2 separate regions of the Mus musculus genome follow, and region 1 is linked to region 2. Evidence: chromatin loops called from intact Hi-C (ENCODE). Cell type or tissue: left cerebral cortex. All regions are shown on one strand. Each heading gives the region's core, and the rest is flanking DNA. Links, peaks and the distances in the headings are about the cores only. Region 1 overlaps Trappc3 (trafficking protein particle complex 3). Region 2 has its middle 24 kb from the start of Thrap3.

Region 1 (9,751 bases), core at 1,752-9,751, 51 kb before region 2:
CTCTAGCTACCTGACCCCAGCCTGCTGCCCAGAAATTGAGACAGCCCTGCCTCGTGGTCATGGTCTCCTATTAGAACTAAAAGGCCAGAAATAAAAGTCCTGGACGAGCCAGAGGCAGAGGACAGTTCCAAGGCTAGGCTAGGCCAGACTCCTGACCAGTCTGCCCAGCTCAGCAGCTAGACGCTTCTACCTTTGCTCCCTCTGGTCGTATCTGGACAACTGTGGTCAGCTCTGCCTCTCGCAACCTGTTCCTTGGCCCTCTCTGAGTCCGAAGCTTATGAGAAGAATCAGAAACTGCCAGGTAGTGGTGGCGCGCGCCTTTAATCCAGCATTAGGGAGGCAGAGGCAGGCGGATTTCTGAGTTCGAGGCCAGCCTGGTCTACAGAGTGAATTCCAGGACAGCCAAGGCTACACAGAGAAACCCTGTCTCAAAAAACCAAAAATAAATAAACAAACAAACAAACAAATAAAAAAGAGGATTGTAGGCTGTCCAGTGAGGACTCAGAGACTACTGCAGTCCTGAGCAGAGGTACCAAATGTATGGGTGGTTACACTGAACCAGACCAGGCAGATACCCTTCCTTATGTAGCCCCTGCAGCACAGTACTGGCATGGGCCTCTTGGTTCAGAGATCAGCCTTAGTTTGAGGTCCAGAGCCACCTCTGTGATTGGGGGCAAGCAGCCTCATTTCTTAAAGCCTCAACCTTCTTCTCTGCAAAGGAGGGAACTATGGGGGGCAGTCCCTAACGACTGTGGCACTCAGTGCACACTTTGAGGTCATTGGTATTAATGTCTCCGCTTGGCAAGTGGGGAAACTGAGGCTTAGAGGGATTAACTGTCTTACTCATGGTGGTCACACAGATGAGAAGGAAGTGAGTTGGCGTCCCAGGGACTCTCCCTGTGCCAGAGGGTCTCTTTGAAGAGACAGCAACTGTGCCAATTGCCTAAAGATACAAACGTCTGTCTGTAAGTATAAGCCTGGAAGGCTTCACCAAGAATCTGACCATTCTGGCACTCTGATCCTAGGCTTTCCAACCTTCAGAACTGTGAGAAATGAACACTGTTCGAGCCAGAGGGAGAGAGAATAATAACAGAGGGTTTAATAAAAGTCTGGGGAGTAGTAGTGGCTCAGACAAAATCAGGCGCTGACTTAAAATAAATGTCAGGAATCTTTATCACCAACATTTAACAACAATTCATGTTACTAATCCTCGTTTCCATTACCACGGTTCTCCATTCCTAAATTTGTTTTGTTATACCAATGTAAAGCACCCCCCAGCCCCCGCGTGCGCGCGTGCACCCCTCCATCTCCAGTCGCGTCCGCTGAGGCCCTGGATAAGACACCCCCCTTTGCCACCCTTCTGTCTGGCAAACTGAGGGAAGGGATGTTTGCACAGATGTGTGGCCCGGGGCATGCAAATAGTCTGGGAGGGGGGTGGCGTTGGCAAATTCCTGTTCCACCAGGGACCGCCCCCCACTCCTACATCTGCTAGAGGACCAACCGGACTCCTGGTTCTGAGATTCCTAGGAAGTTCATCTCTCCTCTAGCTCGATGCTTTCAGCCATTTTGGTTGTCAAGGGCCTGTTTCTCCACAGCGGAGGAAAATGGAGCTCTCCCGCCACCTCTCCCCACCACCCCCACGCCCTCCGCCCCTTGTACAGTTTCCACCCCAGGGGATTCTTAGCTCCAGCTTCAAAAATCCCAGTAATGCAGTGGAAATTAAAGTTACCTTAACTATTCTAATCTTATAACAATTTTGCTTCAATCAACATCTAAATGTGACCACATGTGCCCAGACCACCCGGTGGCCTGCTTGAAGGTGGGAGGTGAGTTCTGGGGGTTAGAAGACAGCAAGAGTCTCTCAGGCACTGGCGGGGCTTTCTGGCAGGGGGTGAGAATCTAAAGGCCATTGGATCTGTCTTCTGTGGTCTCCTGACCTGCCTATACTGAGCAGCCTTCCTGTCTTCATGCTCCCTGGGGCGGGCCCTCTACTCTCCTCAACAAGTTGGCAATTGTTCCAGGGGAAGGGCCAAGAATAAGGATGCTCTATAGACAGGTGGAGTCAAGAGTTGACTATGGAGGTTCCCCCAGGGCTCCCCACTAATGTGGGCATCTAGCCCTGCTAATCATCTTGAAATTCAAAATAATTTCTAAACAAAGGATTCTGTGTCTCTGTCTCTGTCTGTCTCTGTTTCTGTCTCTCTGTCTCTCTCTGTTTCTCTCTGTCTCTCTCTCTCTGTGTGTGTGTGTGTGTGTGTGTGTGTGTGTGTGTGTGTGTGAGCTTGGGTATGCACATGCTGTGGTGTGGAAGTGGAAGTCCAACGCTAACCACTTGGTGTCAGCCCTTGTCTTCCATCCTGTTTCAGACAGGGTCTCCTGTTTGCCACCACCTACATCAGACTATCAGGCATGTGCCACTGTGTCTGGATTTGTGTGGACTCTCCATGCACACGAGAGGACCTTGCCTGCTGGCACATCCCCCTGGCTCCACATTTTCATTTTGTACTGAGTCCCCCGATTATGCACAGGGTCCTGTGGATTTACCCACATCCTCCTCTTCCTCAGAGCCTTTCCACCTCTGACACAGTCAGCACTTAGTGAACATTTACTGAGCGCATACCTTGTACTGAAAAGCTATGCTAGGTGCTTGGGGGTTCAGCAATGAGCAACACAGATACGACATCTTCACAAGACTACCCTGCCACAACCCTCCTCACACACTCATGCATCCATATGCTGGCTTTGCAAGACAGCTCCCCGGTAACAGCCACATTAATTATAACTGCCAATCAGGGATTTCTGTGTCTACGCTAAGAAGTTGACACACTGACCTTCTTTTGTCGCACCTTTCAAACAGCAAGTAAGTGTTTTCGTAATGGCGTTTCCTGAAAACACAGGCTCAGCATCCACAACAGATGTCCAGCGGCCACAGAGGGCAGAGCTGCGACCACTCACCTCTCACTTTCAGCTTCTCCTCCCCTTACACTGCTTACAGCAATGGGCAGAAGCTCCTGGCAAATACAGTTGAGTCTAGGCCAGTTAATATAGATCTGTTTGTTTGTTTGTTTGTTTTGTTTGTTTGAGACAGGGTTTCTCTGTGTAGCCCTGGCTGTCCTGGAACTCACTCTGTAGACCAGGCTGGCCTCAAACTCAGAGATCCACCTGCCTCTGCCTCCCAAGTGCTGGGATTAAAGGTGTGAGCCATCACTGCCCTGCCAAAACATATTCTCTTTTAATGTGTGGATGCTTTGCTTGCGTGTAAATCTGTGTACTGTGTGCACATCTGGTGCCTGTGCAGGCCAGAAGGGGGCTTCTGTCTCCTTGGAAAATGAGTTAGAGCTCATTGTGAGCCCCCGTGAGTGTGCTCTGAAGGGCAGTCACTGCTCTGCACCACTGAACCATCTCTCCAGCCCTCTGGTTTTTACATTTATTATATGTGTGCACACTCTTGTGTGTCACAGCACATGTGGGGGATCAGAGGACAACTTTCAGGAATTGATTCTCTCCTAGCATGTAAGTTCTAGGGGGTCAAACTCAGGTTATCAGGCTTGGTAACGCCTGTCTCTGCACGCTAAGCTATTTTGCAGGCCTTTTCTCTGTCTCTGTCTCTGTCTTTCCTCTCTCTCTCTCTCTCTCTCTCTCTCTCTCTCTCTCTCTCTCTCTCTCTGTGTGTGTGTGTGTGTGTGTGTGTGTCCAGGGCTTCTCTGTGTAGCCCTGGCTGTCCTGGAACTCACTCTGTAGACCAGGCTGGCCTCAAACTCGGAGATCTACCTGCCTCTGCCTCCCGAGTGCTGGAATTAAAAGTGTGTGCCACCACAACCCAGCTTACATTTTAATTAAAGAAAATATTCAAACTCTGGTGGCACATGCCTGCAATCCCAGCACTAGGGAGACAAAGGCCGGAGAATCAGTTTGGGGTTACCCTCTTCAACAAGATGAGTTTGAGGCCTGAGGCCATTCTGGGCTACATGAAACCCTGCCGCAGCAAAATACAAATAAAAATGTCATAAGGTTTCCACACAAGCAAGCACAAGGAGACACAAACGCATCCACAACATGCTCAAGACAGAGGGAAACGCTCGAATCCTGATTACCGGGGTTCACGTGCGGCATGTACCAAGTACGGCTAGGTACCTCAGCCCTTCCTTTTTTGCAACACAGAATAGTCATGAGGTTGTAATGCTCTGAGGCAGCAGCTCCCCCAGCACTGGCAGACAGCGGCTCCCCCATAAATATTAGTGCTTGTTCCAGACCATGTGTGTCCACGCTCACATGCGTTCTCTTGCCCCCCGGCACATCTCTCCTCCCGGCCCCTCCTCTGGTCCAGCTCAGTTGGAGTCGCTGGCTCAGCTGACCCGTCCCAGCCAGGAGCATCAGGAAAAGAACAGCTGCTTCCCAGCATCCTCTGGGCTAACTTGGGCTAGCCAGTGCTGCGGTAAGAAGGTGCTTTAAGCACCAACAGGGGCCTCCACCCAAGCCAGGTACAAGGGAGCCCTGTGCCTTGGCTCCCTCCACCGCTCCTTACAACACTTTCCCCCCCAAGCTCTACTGCAGTAGCCCCCTTCCCTTCTCCACAGTAGAAACTTTCCTCTACTCCTGCCAGAGTGTAAATTGCCCCCAGGAATGTGCTGAACCCCACAGCTCCCCTTGCAATGGCCAGCGGCTGTCCTGGGGTCAGGCCTGGCCTTACATCAAAGGCTCAGGAGCGGGTAACTACGTGTCTCCGCCTGCCGCCACCCTCCCCTCCCACTAGCACTGGCTTCCAAGGAACAGCACATGGTAGCACTTAAGCTCCAGGAGGACGGAGGATGCTTTCCTACTCCCCACCTCTCACACGCCACAATGAACCACTTGTTAGGAGACTATTTTAATTTTACTTAATGCGATTTCAGCTCCTCAGGCCTCCGCTGCCGTCACTTCTTGGACCGACCCGGATGCCCAGTGAGGGAGGCCAACCTCCCAGGAGGTGCAGTCTGGATGTGGAGACCTCACTAAGGTGGGGTCTGGGACAGGAAGAGGACAGTTACATCAGGGTCCAGACCTGGGGCTGGGACTCTGGACTCCAATCAGGAAGGGGACTGGTTGAGGGAGGGCTCTGCACTAGCTAGCTCGTACAGTTCAGGAGGCCAGGCTGACTTTAGAGTGTGTGCTGCCAGAGAGCCTTGGCCAATAGATTCTTCCAATGCCTTGAGTGTAGCAGGCAGACGCCTAGCCTGGTGGCCGCGTGAGCTTTGCTGTTGGGTCTCGTGGAGGGTAATTAGAGAAGGATACTCCACGCTTTGACAAGCCTCTAAGATTTACCCCATCAGGTGCAACTTTGAGCAAATTAACAAAACAAAACAAAACCCTGGAGTCCCAACAGTCACTTTCCGGGATGCTCTGGTGACCTCTGGTGGCTACGAGCTGCAAAGCGTGGCTAGAGGTTAAGGCTCCCCAGAATCGCTCCTCACTAGTCGGCATTTCCATCCTGCCTCATCTTGCTGGAACAGAGTGGATGGTATAACAGGGAGGGTTGAACTACATTTCATTAACTACAGGGGTGAACACAAGGTGGGGGGGATAGGAAGTTAGGATGCTGGGGCATCCCCTCTCTACCCTTTAGTACCCTTCCCCCGCACCCCCCTCCGTGTGTACAGCTCAATTGTGGGGATATAGGTGGGAAAAAACAACTGCAGAGGCCTTGTTTCCATGGTTTGCAACTCCCATGATGTTTAAGGTATTTCTGGGAAAAGAGATATCCAAAAACCTCATGCCAAAATGGCTGCTGTGAAGCAGAATGTGGCACCCAGAGAGGAAAGAAGGAAGAGCCGCCATCCAAAGAACAGGGCAGGACGGCTGGGTTTTTACAGGGTCCACACAAACTACACAGAGCTTTTCCTGTGAATCCCAATCTCCTCACCCCCTTCATTCATTCATTCATTCATTCATTCATTCACATCTGGTAGGTCAGGATTATGGCATTATGCTGAGCCCCAACCAACTCCAGCTGACCAACACAAAGGGTCTGCCACGGAGCCCACAATTGTATCTGCAGGAAGAGAGAAAGAGGCTCCAAGGATGGAATCCTAGAGGGTCACCCTCTCTCTAGGGGGGGGGGGGGGGATAAATGTGACGTCATTCCCCAGTGGCCTACCACAGCTGAAGAAAGTCTTGTGCAAACCACCTTGTCCTTGAGCCCTCAGAACCCTGGTCTGATCCTTGTAAACCAAGCCGTGTTACCAGCATGGTGACCTGCCACACTCTTCTCGGGCATATTAACCAGGGCAAGCCTCAGTCCAGTTTCCCAATAACATGGCCAAAATTCGAGGCCCTAGGTTGCCCCAAAGAACAGGCCTGAGACAACCTCTGCCCCCTCTCTTTAAGAGTTACCTAGCGTCTGGAGAGAGGGCTTAGTGGTTAAGACAGTTGGGTGCTCTTCCAGAGGCCTGCAATTCAATTCCCAGAACCCACAGAGTAGCTCACACACAGACAAAACATCCATACACATAAATTAATTTTAGAACATTAAAAAAAAAAGGCCGGGCGTGGTGGCACACACCTTTAATCCCAGCACTCGGGAGGCAGAGACAGGCGGATTTCTGAGTTTGAGGCCAGCCTGGTCTACAAAGTGAGTTCCAGGACAGCCAGGGCTACAAAGAGAAACCCTGTCTCGAAAAAAGCAAACAAGCAAAAAAGACTATCGGCAAGAAGGCTTGGGATAAAGGCACCTGCTGCCACACTTGACAACCTGAGTTTGAACCTCAGAACACATGGGGTGGCAGAAGCCAAGTCTCAAAGGTTATCTTCTAATCTCCACAGCAGGCCACAGTATGTGGGCATATGAAAGCCCACACAAGTGCGCGCGCACGCACGCACACACACACACACACACACACACACACACACACACACAGAGTATCATTTTAACCATCTATCTAGCTCTGGTGAAAAGGATCTATATCCAGTTAGCAGGAGGATAACAAATTCAAGACCAGCCTAGACAACTTAAATCCTATTGTAAACAAGTGGGAGCTTTTGTTGTTTCGTTTCTTAAGTTTTTGTTTGTTGTTTTCAAGACAGGATTTCTCTGTGTACCCCTGACTGTCCTGGAACTTACTTTGTAGACCAGGCTGGCCTTGAACTCGGAAATCTGCCTGCCTCTGCCTCCAGAGTGCTGGGACTAAAGGTGTGCTCCAGATGCTTGCAAAGGTGTGTGTGTGTGGGGGGGGGCGGAACTGGGGATGAGCAGTGCAGAGCGCTTGCCTGGCTTGTTTGAGACCTACATTTAATCCCCTGCACTCATGGTAAAGCTATCCCAAGCCCCAAGGCTGGAGAGTGACCCTAAGAGCTAGTCAGCCATCAGAACTTCAGTCAAGAACAGGGATTGTGTGTCCTTCAAAGCCTGCGGTCTCCCTCCACTTGACAGCTTTATGACCTCAGGCGGCCGGACCTTGGCTTTCACCAATGAAAATAGAATCATCGACCAGATAGAATCAATCCAGCATCTGCTGTGTGCTGTAGGCAGGGCCGGCCCTGCGGCTCGCAGGCCCCACAGCTCCCACGCTCATTTCTAGTCCAACTCCACATGCTGAGCAGAAGGAAAACAGGACAGGATTGGGCTTCACTCAAGAATGTGTCTTTATTGAAGAATTTGTAAGAAAAAAGGATGGACCCTCCGTAAAAAGAGGAGATGTTGCCTCCAAACAGCAGGGAGGAATGAGACCTGGGCGGCTTCCCAGAAGCCGGTGTTTCCGGCAGGACTGGCTTCCGTGGCCTGGCAGACTACAGTGTCACTACAGCCAACAATTCTTACCCACCCCTTCCCAGCGTTCTCCCTCCCCTCCACAACCCAAGATTCCCTACAGCCATTTGCCAATGGCGTCATGAAGTCGCAGGAACAGATGCATCAGGCTCGTCCCTTAATGGGGTCAAAGTGGGCTTTGCTTTGGAAAATTCACAGGAATGTAAAATGGTTTGAGCTCTCTTAGTCCAACCAAGGGCAAGTACATCCTGCCCTTCTGAAGGGAAATGGAGCAAAGAACCCCCTTCTGAGGTGCATATTTGTGGGGCAAACAGACTATCAGTCTGCTCTCTATTAGCATGGAGGATGGAAATAAGGTTAGAAGAATATATAACATCAGTTTAAAAGTCACTGAGTTCCAGGGGCAGAGGAAGCGAGCGCCTGCCTCTCTCATCCCAGCAGGCATCCTCTTGGCTGCCCAAGTCCTAGAGATGCTTACTCTTCTCCAGCTGGGAGGTTGTCTTCAATCCGCCTGATGAACCTCATCCTGATTTCTGTCACGCCATCTCCCTTCAGAGTGTCCTGGACAAACTTGGCCTCCACAGCCATCTGGACCTGAGGAATAGAATGGACAGATGCCAAACCATAGCCTGTGGGACCCCTCAGTGAAGCTAGGTCAGAAATGCCCATGGAGGGAGGGAGGGAGGGGAGGGAGGAGGGGGAGAAGGAGGGAAGAGGAGGGAAGGAGAGAGGGAGGGAGGGGGGAGAGGGAGGGAGGGGGGAGAGGGAGGGAAGGAGGGAGAGAAGGAGGGAAGGAGAGAGGGAGGGAGGGGGGAGAGGGAGGGAGGGAGGGAGGGAGAGAAGGAGGGAAGGAGAGAGGGAGGGAGGGGGGAGAGGGAGGGAGGGAGGGAGGGAGGGGGGAGAGGGAGGGAGGGAGAGAAGGAGGGAAGAGGAGGGAAGGAGAGAGGGAGGGAGGGGGAGAGGGAGGGAGAGAGAGAGAGAGAAGGAGGGAAGAGGAGGGAAGGAGAGAGGGAGGGAGGGGGAGAGGGAGGGAGGGAGAGAGAGAGAGAGAGAGAGAGAAGGAGGGAAGAGGAGAAGGAGGGAAGAGGAGGGAAGGAGAGAGGGAGGGAGGGGGAGAGGGAGGGAGGGAGAGAGAGAAGGAGGGAAGAGGAGGGAAGGAGAGAGGGAGGGAGGGGGAGAGGGAGGGAGAGAGAGAGAGAGAGGAGAGGAGAGAGGGAGGGGGAGGGGGAGAGGGAGAGGGGGGAGAGAGAGAGAGCGTGTGCGCGAGCAGCTAAAATTCACTCTATAAATGTATAAAGCTTCCAAACTTTTTTAAAGGGAGTGATTCCTTCCCACAGAGACAGGATTGCCAGCCCCAATACTCTAACACCAAAGACAGTGACACCGCAAGCAAGCAAGAGCCCTCAAGCCTCTTAGACTGTGACCAGGTAACCAGTGGGAGACAGGGCTACCGTCCACGTTTGCAGGGAGCAGCACTGTCTCGGCAGTGTCAGGAAGGAGGGACTGTGCCTAGGCAGAGGTGTCTGACTTGGATCTTGTCTCGGCAGCACGATTCCCTTGGAGGCTGGGTAAGCCAAAGCCCTTTCTCTCCTCCTCTCAGCCATGCAGCTACCAAACAGCCAGCGAGCTCGGATGCTGTAGGAGGTAGAGATGCTCTACTCACCATCTCCAGGGCTCCCCGCAACACCCCACACAGGAGGTTGGAGTAAATGAGGGCCGAGTGGTTATCGGGAAGCTCCACAAAGTCCACCAGAGGGTTGTTTTCCAGGATGAGGGAGAATTCATCTCCGGCTGGGCTCCAGTTGGTGATGCTTGGAGTGATGCCCAGGTACATCTTGAACGCCACCTGTCGGGGACACACAACAGCACAATGGGGAACGGTGACAACTATGCCATTGGGAAGGGGTCGGAGGACAAAGCCGTGGCCTCTGAATCTTTAGAGATCTGGGGAAAGAGAAGCGCCCACGAGGACTCCCTCTTTCTCCTTCAGGCACCATACAGCAAAGCACT
Region 2 (10,017 bases), core at 1,156-9,155:
TAATTGCTGTGCGTAACCTAGAAGTACAGAACTAGGGAAAGGCACAGCCTCTGTGCGTGTGGAGTTTCTACCCAGACAGCGAGCATCACAGAAGCTGGGCTTTCTGCTCAGCATCCCTCTGCCCCTTATTCCTGTTCACTACAACCCTGACCTCTCCAGGTACCCAAGTTCTTTCCCAGTACCAACTCACCTTAGCAAAGGTGGCACCTAGCCCACCTCTGGCCAGTGAATTATGACTTCGGTGACCCAAAAATGATGGCCCTGTGGGTCATGGATAGGCTTGCATGTGTGCATGTGACAGTTCCAGCCAGCAGGTGTGAAGAGAAGTCTCCCGAGAGTTTTGTAAAGGAACCCCATGTGACAGATAGGTTTGATGTGACCCTCCGGCATCCCCTGTCGTCACACTCTTGCAGTCTCCTCCCGAGCTGTAACTAGGTTGGCCGGAGTAGCCAATAGACTACAGCAGAAAGAATGGTGTTTCACTAAGCCAAGGCCTCTGTCTTGGTTGCCTTCCTGATCTTGAGTCACTCAGGCTGGGTAAAAATCAGAGTGCTTTTAAGAGACCTGTCTACCCAGACACTGAAGCCTCTGCCAGCAGTTATGAGACTCGGTCCAGCCTTCAGATGGCCTTAGGCCTGGCCCACAGTGTGACCCTCACCTCATGGACCACCTGCAGCTAGAAACAGCTAGAAAGTGAGGCAAACTTTAAATTGCTCTTGTGTGGTTATTTGCCACATGATAGCACCATGAGAGAAGCCCCGCTTCTGTGATGGAAATTCACATCGTGAAGCTGAAGGTTAGTTCACACCCCACTAAGCAGCCTGCAAACAAAGCCAAAGCAAAGATGGCAGCATTGAGAGCCTAAGTCTGCCAATGCTGGGAGTGTGTTTTTTCTCTTTCATTCATTCATTCATTCATTCATTCATTCATTTTTCAGTACTGGGGATTGGATCTGGGGCATCTTGCATGCACGTCAGGCAAGTCTTGTAACACTGAGCCGCAGTCCCAGAAATCTAAGTCTTTGAACACCAACCACCTAATTAACCAACCATAAAACCTAAAGCAGGCCTATTTCCGGCTGGTGAAGGTACTTACAGTACAAGTACAAGCTGCCGGAGGAGAGAACTGACTCTACAGAGTTACCCTCTGACCTCCATGTGCCCACACATACACCATGCACACAGTAATAAATTCAAAGCCAAAACATTTTAAAGCAAACCCACCTCCAAGCGATTTCCCTTACTGTCTAAGCCAATGAATGCAAACTGAATTTTCAGTGTGGTTCAAAGCTTCTAACTTGTCTGGGGACACATAAATATGTGAGTTTGCTTCCCTTTTGAGAAACTAAAAAGGAGTTGTGGGCCTGTTGGCCTGGCCTTTATCCTAGCACTTAGGAAGCTGGGGAAGGAGGCGTAAAAGGTCAGAGCTGGCATGGCCGCCTAGGGAGAAGTTCAAGCAGGAGTCAGCATGTGAGATGCTTTATGGGTGCCTGAAGGAGTGTTCCAGAGAGTAGCTACAGAGGGCTGGGGAGATGGGCAGGATGCAGGGTATAAGTCACAGGCATGGCACGGCTGGGGAGGCCAGGAAGGGGTTAGCCATTCTGGGCCACAATGGAAGTTCTTCACATGCCCTTCCCAGCCCCCCACTGGCGTCTCCCTGGAAGGCAGTGTCCTCTTGAGTACGCTTAGGAAAGCATTTATTCATTTGTTCAGTCAGTAAATTGTGGAGCAGCTGCTAAGTGCCAGAGGGATAAGGTGGTTAAGCAGAAACCAAGCCCAGAGGCTCTGAGCTTCCTGAAACGGCAGGAGGTGGACATTAATCAGACCACACAAACAAATATGAAAGTACAACGTGGGGTCAGTGCTGTGAGAGCTCGGAGCAGCAGGGTGTGCCCCAGGAGTCCAGCAGGTTAGCAAGCTAGGCCAGGTGGCTTTCACCTGGGGGGCTGGGTGTTGACTGGCAAGGTCAGCAAGGTGGAAAGGAGAAAGATGGCTCTCTAGGCAAGCAAAGGGCTGTGTGGGAAACAGCTACGTGCCTGTATCCATATGTGCATAAACATGATGGACGCGGTCTGGGGTTTTCCGATGAAAGCAGTACCCACTGCCCAGCAGAAGAGGCACTCTCTATTTGTTGAGTTAGACCCAATTCTTAAGAAGGAGCTTGCAGCCGGGCGTGGTGGCGCACGCCTTTAATCCCAGCACTCGGGAGGCAGAGGCAGGCGGATTTCTGAGTTCGAGGCCAGCCTGGTCTACAAAGTGAGTTCCAGGACAGCCAGGGCTACACAGAGAAACCCTGTCTCAAAAAAAAAAAAAAAAAAAAAAAAAAGGCGCTTGCTATGAGGGGAACCACATAGGTAAGGCCTTGGAAAGCTATGCTTACAAACTTAGGTTTTTATTCTCAGGACTCAGGAACCACTGAAGGCTGTTAAGTAGGGATGGTGACATAAGATTAGAGATTCATTAGAATACTCTTGGACTTCTGGGGGGAAACTGCTCAATAGGGGTTGATTATACACCAGGAGGCAAGAAGGGGTCACCAAGGTTCAGACAAAAAAAAATGTCACAGACCTGACCTGGATGAAAAGAAAATGGGTGGGGGCTGGAGAAATGGCTCAGCAGTTAAGAGCACTGACTGCTCTTCAGAAGGTCCTGAGTTCAAATCCCAGCAACCACATGATGGCTCATTACCATCTGTACAGCCTACAGTGTGTGTGTGTTAAATAAATAAATCTTAAAAAAAAAAAAGGAGAAGAAGAGAAAGTGGGTAACCAATATAGTCAATTGTTGAAGGAACAAGTTATTGGACCAGTGTGCTTTAATTCTAGCACTCAGAGGCAGAGCAGGTGGACCTCTGAATTCAAGACTAGCCTGGTCTACAGAGGGAGTCCGGCCAACTACAGCTACACAGTAAAACCATGTCTGGGGAAAAAAATTAAAAAAAACTCAAAGCAACTGGGCAGTGGTGGCACACATCTTTAGTCGGGATGGAGAGACAGGTTGATCTCTATGCATCCAAGGCCAGCCTGGTCTACAAATTGGGTTCCAGGACAGCCAAGGCACAGAGAAACCCTGTCTGGAAAAACCAAACCAAATAAACCAGATACACTGAGCTGGGGAGATGGTGCTGTTGGCAAAGTACCCATCTTGCAAACATTTAAGTTTGGACCCCACCATTTTGTCTACCCAGCCACCTCACCTGCCCCGGAGATTGTTTTTAAGTGGGCAAAACTTGATGTAGTCCTTAATAGAGGTCCATTAATAACTAAGCAGTATTTCAAACAAATACATAATTACAGCCTTGATAGCCCTGAAGCAGCTAAGTGTGTGGCATTAGAAAAACGAGTAAGAGATCTGACCCCAGTCATGGAGATGAAGCAGGGCATCCCTGAGAAAGGAGCTGGAGCTGAGATCCCCAAGAGTTCCTAGTGCAAAGGTTTGGGGTTTCAGGTAGAGGCAACTCTACAAAGGCCTGTAGTGAATGGGGCCGGGGTAGATGAACCATAGAAAATGAGGGGGGTTGGGTCTCACAGAGATAGGAAGGGCCAGCTCATTCAGGAACCCTGCCACCGAGGAATCTAATGTTTATTGCAAGCACACTGGAAGCACCGTGGGGTGGTTCATACCCGTGATCCCACAATCCCAGCACTAGTCATTCAGGCAGAAGAATTGCGAACTTGAGACCAGCTCTGACTATTCAGTGAGACTCTGTTTAAAGAACCAAAAAAGTAATAAACAAAACCCCAGGAGGTGGGGACAGCAAGATGACTCATCAGTGAACCCAGGAACCCCTCTAAAAGTACAGGGAAAGAATAGACTCTACAAAGTTGCAACTGACTTCCCCATGTGTGTCTCCCCACCCCCAACGCACACACAAATAACAATAACTTATTTAATAAAAGGAGCGGTAAGGGAGCTACTGGGACAGGTTCATCAGGTAGGGGATGTAACCAGGTTATCACGACTGTCACCTGGAAAAGGTATTGAAGGAAGAGTGGCAGTGGAACTTGCTGTAGAAATGGGTCCTAGTGACGAGATGCTGGGGACTTGGCTCACTGCGTGGTGGAAACCAAGAGATGGACAGAGTACACAGAAAAGCTCATTGGTCATGGGAAATGGAAAAAGGATCAACGACAACGACAATTCCAAACCTTCTAGGTCCAATCCAATCCCACAGACACTGGTATTCGTGTACAAGGAACGGTGGAAAGGACTTAAGGAGACCCACAGAAGTGTCACACAGAGAACTGTACAGAACTTGAGCTCAGGAGATGGGTTTAACCCATAGCCAGGGAGAGTGGGCAGCGCAGCGGTACATCTTAGAGGCATCTGCGGCAGAAGCCCGAGGGTGGCTCCCCTGGCACAGTGGGCCTTTTCCGGGAAGTCCTGGGGCAAAGGCTGCTTCCAATGAACTGGCTGGACCTGAAAGGAGGCTGGCTCAAGGTCTGATTTCCTGGTTTCCTTGCCAGAAAACTTAGGAATGTCCGGTCTATTCAAGACTCCGAGCGTCTCTGAGGAGATGGGAGGTGGAGGCAGGGGCCCACCCCATCCAGAGAAACCTCCTTTTCCCTAATGCTGCCCTTTTCCCAACAGGGTCAGAAAAGGCAGAGCCAGGAGGCCACAAAACGTTCTTGGCTCCTCCTCCAGCCGCCAACGTTCCTGAACCCTGGCTCTCTTACAACACCTCCCTCAACCCCTACACACTCTTTCTGTACCAAGATACCCTAGGCTCGCTAGTCCCCTGAGACGCTCTCAAAAGAGCATTCGCGGTGACTAACCCCTTGCCGGATACCCCGACCTCTCCATTAACGGGCATCTGTCTCCCCCTGGTGGTCAAATGAGCATGTACAGATGGAAGAATTGACACTGGCTCCCAGCTTTTTGCCAGGATATTTTAGACTGGTACCCTGATTTTGTTGGCTTCTATTTCCTCACCTGCAGATTGGGGCTTTGTGATGGAATGAAGCCATCGTATCGTTGATCTAACATATAGAAATGTTGACAGTCAGTCTGAGTGTGATGGTACACGCCTTCAACCTCGTAATTTGGGAAGTAAAGGGTGCAAGATGAGCCTCTGCTGCTCGAGTGAGTTCAAGGCCCTCCTGGACCGCGTGTGTCCTTGTTAGTCATGAAGCCTGTCCTCGGCTTTGGAGATCATGACATCCTCAACCCCTCTGTATTCCCCACCGTTCCCGAAATCACTCTGCTTTGGGGCAGACATACTATGATGTCCCAATTGACTAGGGCATTGAGCGTGAACCTGTTATTGTAGCACCAGTGGCAGACCTGGGCAAGAAGTATTCTAGGATGGAAAAGAAAAATAGTTATGCAGATTCGAGAGAGGAGATTGTCACGGGAGGCCTCCTATTGGAGCCCAAGAAGGCGATCCTACCACCTTTACTTCCCAAATTACAAGGTTCTAGGCCTGTACCTTGGGTGATGGCTTGACTGTTTCCTGGGGGCAGCTCCAGCCAGCCAGTTCTGGTCCACAGTTTTCAGGACAGATCCAAAAGAGCTAGGAGGTACCTCCCAAGGATAAGATCCCCGGCAAAGTCAGCCCTGGGTGTGGGTGCTAAAAGTATATGATTTGTGAATACTTGAGAACACACACAAGGGGCTGGAGAGGTGACTCAGTGGTTAAAACCATGGGCTGCTCTTTCAGAGTACCTGGGTTCAATTCCCAGCACCCACATGACAGCTTACAACTGTCTGTAACTCCACTTTCAGGGCTTCTGACACCCTTACACAGACATATATGCAGGCAAAACACCAATGAACATAAAAATAAATTATATATATATATATTTTTAAGACTTATTTATTATATGTAAATACACTGTAGCTGTCTTCAGACACACCAGAAGAGGGCATCAGATCCCATTACAGATGGTTATGAGCCACTATGTGGTTGCTGGGAATTGAACTCAGGACCTCTGGAAAAGCAGTCAGTGCTCTTAACTGCTGAGCCATCTCTCCAGCCCAATAAATTATATTTTTAAAAAACCACCTTGGACTGGAGAGATGGCTCAGTGGTTAAGAGCACTGACTGCTCTTCCAGAGGTCCTGAGGTCAAGTCCCAGCAACCACATAGTGGCTCATAACCATCTGTAATGGGATCTGATGCCCTCTTCTGGTGCATCTGAAGACAGCTACAGTGTATTTACATATAATAAATAAATAACTCTTAAAAAAAAAAAACTAAAAAAAAAAAAACAAACCACCTCATTATTGCTAGTAAGTCTGGCTCTACAGGACACCTCTGGCGTCCTCAGGAGTATACACATAAACACACACAAATATTTTATAGAAAAGAACATATATAAAAATAAATGTTGCTTTTCTTTTTTGATGATTTCCTTGAAGTAACATGTTAAGCAGTGTCAGGGTTGTTGTTATTGTTTTTTGGTTTTCTTGGGGGGGTGTTGGTGGTGTTTTTGTTTTGTTTTGTTTTGTTGTTGTTGTTTTTCAAAACAGGGTTTCTCTGTGTAGCCCTGGCTGTCCTGGAACTCACTCTGTAGACCAGGCTGGCCTCGAACTCAGAAATTCACCTGCCTCTGCCTCCCAAGTGCTGCACTTTAAGTGATTAAAGGCATTCGCCACCACTGCCCAGCATTGTTTGGTTTTTGTTTGTTTTGTTTCGTTCATTTTTTTTTTTTTAATTTATTTATTTATTATATGTAAGTACACTGTAGCTGTCCTCAGACACTCCAGAAGAGGGAGTCAGACCTCGTTAGGGATGGTTGTGAGCCACCATGTGGTTGCTGGGATTTGAACTCCTGACCTTTGGAAGAGCAGTCGGGTGCTCTTACCCACTGAGCCATCTCACCAGCCCCTGTTTCGTTCATTTTTTAAGACAGGGTTTCTCTGGGTAGCCCTGGCTGTCCTGGAACTGGAGACACCAGACTGGTCTTGAACATAGAGATCCACCTGCCTCTACCCGCTGAGTACTGGGATAGAAGGCATGCGATGCCACCACCACACCAGAAGAGGACGTCAGATCTCATTATGGATGTTTGTGAGCCACCATGTGGTTGCTGGGATTTGAACTCAGGACCTCTGTAAGTGCAGGCAGTTTTCTTAACCACTGAGCCATCTCTCCAGCCCACAAGGGCAGTTTTAAAATATCTTTCTAAGTGCTAAGGGCATAGCTCAGTTGGTAGAGTGTTTGCCTAGTACACATGAAATCTTGGATTTGGTACCCATCACCAAATAAAATGATTGTGGTACACACACACACACACACACACACACACACACACACACACGTAATCCCAACATTCAGGAGGTAGAAGCAAGAGGATCAGGCAGCCAGTCTAGGCTGTATGGAACTGTCTCTAAGTAAGTAAGTAAATAAATAAATAAGATAAATAAGATAAAACTTTTATCTAAAAAGAATATTTTATTGTTCTGAGTTCTAAATGGCTCTAGAAATGTGTGTGTGTGTGTGTGTGTGTGTGTGTGTTTCTGTTATGCATGTGTATTCTCAATTGTGCCTGCAGGGCTGAGGGTCAGAAGTCTAGGCTGGGAACTAGGACTCTTTAATGTGGAGCCTGCCTTAGGCTATTGAGTGGCTGGCCAGAGGGCTCTATTAGTCTCTGCTTCCCCACCTCTGGGCTGGAGTAACTAGCCATATCTGTCTTTTTGCATGGGAGCCGAGGACGCACTCAGGCCCCAGGGCTCGTACAGAAAACACACGTCGCTGCTGAGCCATCTCCCCCAGACTGCCACGAGGCTTTACAAATAACCCCATGGTAGTTCCGTGTCATCGAGCTCTGTGAGCCCACCTAACCTTTCCATCTCTAGGACAAGATGGGTTCCTAAGGGTTAAACAGCCATTTCAGAGTGAACAGGGACGGCATGAGGCAGTAAGAGTCAGCCTGATTTGATTCTACGTGTCTACGTGACACTTGGATTAGTTTAAAATTTACTGATGTGTCACTGCAGCTCAACAGTAACATACTAAAACTAAAGTTTTAGGCCAGGTGCAATGGCTCATGCCGTTAATCCCAGGACACAGGAGGCAGAGGCAGGTAGATCTCTGAGTTTGAAGCCAGTTTGGTTTACTTAGAGAGTTCTAGAAGAACCAGGGCTACAAAGAGAAATCCTGTCTCAACTCCCTACCTCAAAAAAAAAAAAATGTTTAGAAGCGCTTCCAGAGGCCCTGGGGTCAATTCCCATCACCCACATAGCAGCTGGAACTCTGCTGCCTCTTTCTGGCCTCCACAGGTACCAGGCACAGGCATACAGGCAAAACACCAATACACTAGAATACATTTATTTTTAGTCAAAAAATAAAGAAATAGAGTAGGAAGCATAAGGTGAGATATTTTTGTTTGGAAGTACAAACTGTTATTTTCTTTTTGATGCTCGGGATCAAACCCAGAGCTTTTTGCAAGAGGAAGCACTCTCACTGCGCCACACCACCTCACATGCTCCGACTAATGTCACTTTTTTTTTTTTTTTGGTTTTTTGAGATAGGGTTTCTCTGTATAGTCCTGGCTGTCCTGGAACTCACTCTGTAGACCAGGCTGACCTCGAACTCAGAAATCCGCCTGCCTCTGCCTCCGGAGTGCTGGGATTAAAGGCGAGCGCCACCACACCTAGCTAATGTCACTTTTAAAAAAGTACTTATGTAAGCGGAGTGTGGTGGTGCACACCTTTAATCCCAGCACTAAAGAGGCAGAGGCAGGCAGGTGTGTGTGAGTTTGAGGTCAGCCTGGTGTACACAGCCAAGTTCCTTAGACCCTACGTCAAAAAACAAACAAACAAACAAACAAACAAAAACCCAAACCAAAATAAAAATAAACAAACACAAATTCCACAAAGCAAAAATCACGTTTCTTTTGTCTTTTTTTTTTTTTAAGGATTTATTTATTCTTATATGAAAGCACACTGTAGTTGTCTCCAGAAACACCAGAAAAAGGCTCATATTTCATTACCGGTGGTTATGAGCCACCATGTGGTTTCTGGGATTTGAACTCAGAACCTTTGGAAGAGCAGTCAGTGCTCTTACCCACTGAGCCATCTCTCCAGCCCCTGAACGTGTGTGCTCTTGAGTGAGTGTATCACGCACAGCCTTTGAGTGGAACGCAGAGAACAACTTTCCAGAGTCGGCTCTCCCCAGCCACCGGGTGTGTCCCGGGGGTGGAACCCAGACACCTGATTCGAATGCAAGTGGCCCTTCAGTGGCCCTTCCTCTAAACAGATTCTGGCCCTCGTTTTGCGTAGGTTTATGCAGACCTAGGGATTTGCCCAGGGCCGTGTGAGCACTAGACAGATGGATGGTGGATGGTCTACAGCTGAGCTGCATCCTAAGCCCTCGGCTGCTTTGTTTGAAGCAGAATCTGAGCAGGGCCCTGGTGGCGCACGCCTTTGATCCCAGCACTTGGGAGGCAGAGGCAGGCGGATTTCTGAGTTCGAGGCCAGCCTGTCTACAGATTGAGTTCCAGGACAGCCCAGTCTTGGAAAAAAAAAAAACAACAACAACAACAAAAAACAAACAAAAGAAACATAATCTGAGTTAGGTCCTTTTTTTTTGTTTTTTGTTTTTTGTTTTTTTTTTGGTTTTTCAAGACAGGGTTTCTTTGTGTAGCCCTGGCTGTTCTGGAACTCACTCTGTAGACCTCGAGCCATCCAAAAAAAAAAAAAAAAAAAACTGGAATGCAGATTAGCTGTGTTTGCCTAGCAGAGGTCCTGGGTATCATTTCAAATGCAAATAAAAAAAAAGTACATACAATTAATTTTAACCGCCCCCCCATTTAAGGATAAAATCTTGATATACTATAGACCAGGCTGGCCTCAAACTCACAATCCTCCTGCCTCTGCCTCCTAAGTGCTCAGATTACAGGTATGTGTCACTAGTCTCAGTTCACTTTAACTTAATTTATTTTTTATTTTATTGAATGGGGTTACACAAATACAAACGGGGTGTTTGTTTGTTTGTTTGTTTCAGACAGGTTCTCCTGTAGACCAGGTTGGGTTTGACCTCATTGTATGGCCAGGAATGACCTCTAACCTCTGA

Evidence for each region. A loop is a pair of places that touch in the nucleus more often than their neighbours do. Peaks named below come from ENCODE experiments on the same cell type or tissue, not always from the same donor. Only the 100,000 strongest peaks of a DNase experiment are listed, where the experiment ranks them.
Region 1: it touches region 2 in a loop (6-fold over the local background); 34 of 42 quality-filtered maps call a loop at or near these places.

What each region holds. Positions count from the first base shown.
Region 1 is chr4:126,273,726-126,283,476 of GRCm38, reverse strand. Trappc3 (trafficking protein particle complex 3) reads right to left here. Exons shown (of 5, transcript NM_013718.2): 4 at 9,405-9,587; 5 at 7,594-8,335. The coding sequence ends at 8,216. Among named protein-coding and RNA genes, the nearest start is that of Col8a2, 8.2 kb to the left of the region's middle. In left cerebral cortex, for the core only: CTCF peaks have their summits at 5,388 (motif pointing left) and 9,585; DNase peaks (open chromatin) are centred at 5,373, 7,544, 9,331 and 9,527; H3K27ac peaks cover 437 bases.
Region 2 is chr4:126,221,958-126,231,974 of GRCm38, reverse strand. No RefSeq gene overlaps it. Among named protein-coding and RNA genes, the nearest start is that of Thrap3, 24 kb to the right of the region's middle. In left cerebral cortex, for the core only: a CTCF peak has its summit at 4,829 (motif pointing left); DNase peaks (open chromatin) are centred at 3,774, 4,353 and 4,815; H3K4me3 peaks cover 888 bases; H3K27ac peaks cover 910 bases.